Regions from separate parts of the Homo sapiens genome. Here region 1 is linked to region 2. Evidence: chromatin loops called from intact Hi-C (ENCODE). Cell type or tissue: mammary epithelial cell. All regions are shown on one strand.

What was found. Peaks named below come from ENCODE experiments on the same cell type or tissue, not always from the same donor. Only the 100,000 strongest peaks of a DNase experiment are listed, where the experiment ranks them.
Region 1: a loop joins it to region 2, with 7 times the contacts of the local background. A loop is called at or near these places in 11 of 110 quality-filtered maps.

What each region holds. Positions count from the first base shown.
Region 1 is chr16:31,094,841-31,097,340 of GRCh38, forward strand. LOC124903680 (zinc finger protein ENSP00000375192-like) reads right to left here and starts at 1,165. Exons shown (of 1, transcript XM_047435012.1): 1 at 44-1,165. The coding sequence starts at 538. The coding sequence ends at 44. RefSeq lists enhancers at 71-250, 281-330, 381-430, 946-1,125. In mammary epithelial cell, a CTCF peak has its summit at 1,185 (motif pointing left); a DNase peak (open chromatin) is centred at 11; H3K4me3 peaks cover 229 bases.
Region 2 is chr16:31,441,743-31,444,242 of GRCh38, forward strand. ZNF843 (zinc finger protein 843) reads right to left here and starts at 1,047. Exons shown (of 2, transcript NM_001136509.3): 1 at 894-1,047. RefSeq lists an enhancer at 674-1,469 and a silencer at 854-1,063. In mammary epithelial cell, a CTCF peak has its summit at 1,459 (motif pointing left); a DNase peak (open chromatin) is centred at 1,409; H3K4me3 peaks cover 854 bases; H3K27ac peaks cover 420 bases.

The DNA of each region.
Region 1 (2,500 bases), 350 kb before region 2:
GTGCTCGCACTCCACGACCCAAATGGCTGTTCCAGGGCGCTAGTCAAGCGGGCGAGTTAGGAAAACAGCGAAGAATGCCGGGACTAGTGAAGCGGGTAAGGGACGTGCGGAATCGCGGCCCCAGCGGCTGCCAGGCATGATGGGAGTTGTAGTCGGCGCGGCTGCAAGGCATCAAGGGAAATGAAGTCTCCACAGATTTAAAAACTGTTGGCCGGGCACGGTGGCTCACGCTTGTAATCCCAGCACTTTGGGAGGCCGAGGCTGGCGGATTACCTGAGGTCAGGAGTTCAAGACCAGCCTCGCCAACATGGTGAAACCCCATCTCAACTAAAAATACAAAAATTAGCCGGGCGTGGTGGCACATGCCTGTAATCCCAGCTACTCGGGAGGCTGAGGCAGGAGAATTGCTTGAGCCGGGGAGCCGGAGGTTGCAGTGAGCCGAGATCGTGCCACTGCACTCCAGCCAGGCCGACAGAGTGAGACTCTGTCTCAAAAAAAAAAAAGAAAAAAAAAAGTGTGTTAGTGTGGTTAACAGCATTTGCGCTTACCCTATGCCAAGTCCTGTTGTAAGAATTGCAGCATCCGGGACCTAGAGACCAGCGGATCAGGGGATCCAGCGAATACGGCGATCCGATTCGGGAACCAAGCATTTCCCCTGAAACTATTTCAGGCACCATTCGGGCTGCAGCCTCCCATCCTCCCGGGTCCTGCCTCACCAGTGCTTCCTGGTGGTCGGTCTCCCTTTCTCCCATACATTCACAGAACCACTCCTTTGGCCACACACACCCTTGACAGTATCCTAACCTCTCTACTATCATGGCGCCCGCCTGGCAACACCTGAGCTTGCATCAACTCAACAGTCAGTCTCTCCTTTCCAAGCTGTGGGCCAGATGAGGTCTCTCCTTCACAGACGTCCCATCTGATGGTGACCCATCTCTCCTACACCTTCAACCTCTCCATCCTCCCCATCTACACTGCAACTTGTTTCTCTTTCCCATCTCAGAAACAGCAACAAATCTCCCTTCACTAAGAGGTCCTTCACCAGCCTCCTCTCCCGGCATTATCCCATCTACCCCTCCACATTCAAGTTTTTGGAAAGATTCTACACTCCCAGTCTCTACTTCCTCACTTCTTCCTTGCTGCCCACGCCATAAACTAGCTGCTGCCTCCAGCATTGCCCTGACACCTAGTGGCTGGTGTCACCAAGACGCTAGACCCAATGGTTATTTATTTATTTATTTACTTATTTTGAGACGGAGTCTCACTCTGTCGCCCAGGCTGGAGTGCAGCGGTGCCATCTCGGCTCACTGCAACTTCCGCCTCCAGGGTTCAAGTGGTTCTCGTGCCTCAGCCTCCCAAGTAGTTTGGACTACAGGTGCCTGCCACCATGTCTGGCTAATTTTTGTATTTTTAGTAGAGACAGGGTTTCACCATGTTGGCCAGGCTTGTCTTAAACTCCTGACCTCAAGTGATCCACCCACCTCGGCCTCCCAAAATGCTAGGATTATAGGCGTGAGCCACCGCACCCGGCCAATGGTTGTTTTTCAGGTCTTCTCTTGCTTGACTTCCCAGAGGGATCCCTTACTGTTGCACCTACCCTTCTGGGAACTCTCTTCCTCTGGCGTCTGTGATATTTCCCTCTCCTGCTGGCTCCTCCCTCTCCAGATGCTGTTTCTCACATCTACTCTCTTCTAGAGAGTGTGGTAGACAGAATAATGGTCACCAAAGATGTCCCTGCATGAATCCCTGGAACTTGTGAATATGATAGGTTAAATGGCCAAAAGGGAATTAAGGTTGCAGATGGAATTAAGCTGACCAATCTCCTGATTTTATTTTATTTTATTTTGTTTTTGAGGTGGAGTTTCGCTCTTGTTGCCCAACTGGAGTGCAATGGTGTGATCTCGGCTCACTGCAACCTCCGCCTGCCAGGTTCGAGAGATTCTCCTGCCTCAGCCTCCCGAGTAGCTGGGATTACAGGCACCCGCCATCATGCCTGGCTAATTTTTTAAATTTTTAGTAGAGACAGGGTTTCGCTATATTGGCCAGGCTGGTCTTGAACTCCTGACCTCAGGTGATCCGCCCACCTCGGCCTCCCAAAGTGCTGGGATTACAGGCGTGAGCCACCGTGCCCAGCCTATCTATCTATTTATTTATTTATTTTTGAGATGGAGTTTTGCTCTTGTTGCCCAGGCTAGAATGCAATGGTGCTATCTCGACTCACCGCAACCTCCACCTCCCCGGTTAAAGCGATTCTCCTGCCTCAGGCTCCTGAGTAGCTGGGATTATAGGCATGTGCCACCACGCCTGGCTAATTTTTTGTATTTTTAGTAGAGATGGGGTTTCTCCATGTTGGTCAGGCTGGTCTCAAACTCCTGACCTCAGATGATCCACCCACCTGGGCCTCCCAAAGTGCTGGGATTATAGGCGTGAGCCATCATACCAGGCTCTATTGATTTATTTTTATTTTTATTTTTGAGACGGAGTCTCGCTCTGTTGCCTA
Region 2 (2,500 bases):
TCCCGAAGTGCTGGGATTACAGACGTGAGCCGCAGCGCCCGGCAGAATACAGAAGTAATAAACTAAGGTCAAGGCCATGTACTGAGGTGTTCAAGGCTCTGAACTGCTGGACTCAATGTCACAAGATAAATTTTAACCTCACCAAACCCTCTCAGCTTAAGAGTATCTGCTAAGTTCTGAGAAAGCAAACGGGGCGTGTGAAAAGATGGGTGTTCATGCCTGTGTGTATGTGGGGTCGGTGATGCAGTTAAGGACAGAACCCAGGGGAGGACTCCGGGACGGGGGAGGCGGCTGAGATTTTAAGGCGGGCCGGGTGTGCTGCAGCCAGCACTGCCGGAGAATCGCTGGGAAACGGCTCCAGCAGGAGAATGGAGGGTGGACGGCCGGCCGCAAAGGCGGTGGAGGTGTTGGCCCGCCCCTTCCCTCCTGATAACACCGACGTGCGTGTGGGGTCCACGGAACGCCCCACCAAGCCTCGCCTGGCGCGGGGTCGAGGGGCTCGGCGGAGGCGCGTGTTCAGGTGGAGGCGGTGGGCCCGGGCTGCGGCCCTTCGCTCGATTTTATTTATTTATTTATTTATTTATTTATTTATTTTTGAGACGGAGTCTCGCTGTGTTCCCCAGGCTGGAGTGCAGTGGCGAGATCTCGGCTCATTGCAACCCCTGCCTCCCGGGTTCAAGCGATTCTCCTGCCTCAGCCTCCCGAGTAGCTGGGACCACAGGCGTCCGCCACCACGCCCGGCTAATTTTTGCATTTTTAGTAGAGAAGGGATTTCACTATATTGGCCACGCTGGTCTCGAACTCCTGACCTCGTGATCCGCCCGCCTCGGCCTCCCAAAGTGCTGGGATTACGGGCGTGAGCCACCGCGCCCGGCCCCTTCGCTCGCTCTTACCCGGTGAGGTCCCGTGCCCGCGTACCTCCCGCATGACACTTGGGCGTGCGGCCGAGCCGGGAGCGCCCCTGCCCCGCGAGCCGCCCCCGAGAGACACGGCGGATCGGAACCCAGCCGGGCGCGTAGCTCCGGGAAGGGGACGTGGCGAGGACCCGGCAGCCGCGGGGCCTGTGGGGAAACATGGTCCCCGCAAGGGACCCTGGGAGCTGGAGGCGTCCTGGCCCGGCGTCCGGAGCCCACGGCCCAGGACTAGGATGCCGGGGGTCTCGGGCGTCCTCCCTAACCTCAGTCATAGGGCGCTCCGTATCCAGCCCGCCCTGCTTGCCTCTCGCTTCCCCCAAATACTGCCCCGACCTGTCCCCTGGCCCTCACCAAGACAGGGAGAAACGACCGAGACACTGAGGACTCCGCTAACAGCTGCCTGAGACCCAACCCCTCCACTCCCTGACCAGGATGAGGGAGTCCGCGCCATGCGCATGCACACACGCGGGCCTCTCCTCCTCCCACCTTTTGCGCGTCTCGCCCGGGCATCGAAGGAAGGGAATGACGGCGCGACGGCGACCCCTAGGGGCGGGAGGAGGCGCTAGGAGCGGGGCTGGGAAGCGCCATGGTGCAGGTTGAACGGGGACATTGGGTCACCGGGATGGGTGGAATTAGGGTAGGGCGAGTGAGGCACTGGCTTCTGGCACAGAATTTAAGGAGACACCCCAAAATTTAGTAATCAGGATACACAGACTGAGCGCAGTGGCTCACGCCTGTAATCCCAACACTTTGGGAGGCCAAGGCGGGAGGACTGCTTGAGGCCAGGAGTTAGGGATCAGCCTGGGCAACAAAGCGAGACCCCCATCTCTACAAAAAAAAATTAAAATTTAGCCGGACTTGGTGGTGGGCGCCTGTGGTCCCAGCTACTCAGGATGCTTAAGTGGGAGGATCACTTGAGCCCAGGAGGTTGAAGGTGCAGTGAGCTATGGTGACACCTCTGCACTCCAGCCTGGGCAACAGAGCAAGACCATGTCTCTTAAAAAAAAAAAAAAAAAAAAAAAAAGCTAGACGCGGTGGCTCACGCCTGTAATCCCAGCACTTTGGGAGGGCAAGGGTAGTGGATCAGTTGAGGTCAGGAGTTCGAGACCAGCCTGGCCAACATGGTGAAACTAAAAATACAAAAATTATTCTACTAAAAATACAAAAATTAGCCGGGTATGGTGGTGCACACCTGTAATCCCAGCTACTTAGGAGACTGAGGCAGGAGAATCGCTTGAACCCAGGAGGCAGAGGTTGCAGTGTTGCAGAGGTTGCAGATCATGCCACTGCACTCCAGCCTGGGTGAAAGAGTGAAACCCTGTCTCAAAACAACAACAACAACAACAACAACAACAACAACAACAACAACCACCACCACCCAAAGTATATTATATGCACACCCTACTGAGTTTGATTCCTGGTTCCACCAGTTAATAGCTGTGGGAGTTTGGGCAGTTTGGTGAATCTAATCTCTGTATCTCAATTTCTTCATCTGTAACATGGCAATAATAACAGCACCTACTTACCTCATAAGGTTGCTGGGAAGATTCAAGGAGATAAGCCAAGTGAAGAGCTTAGCACAATGT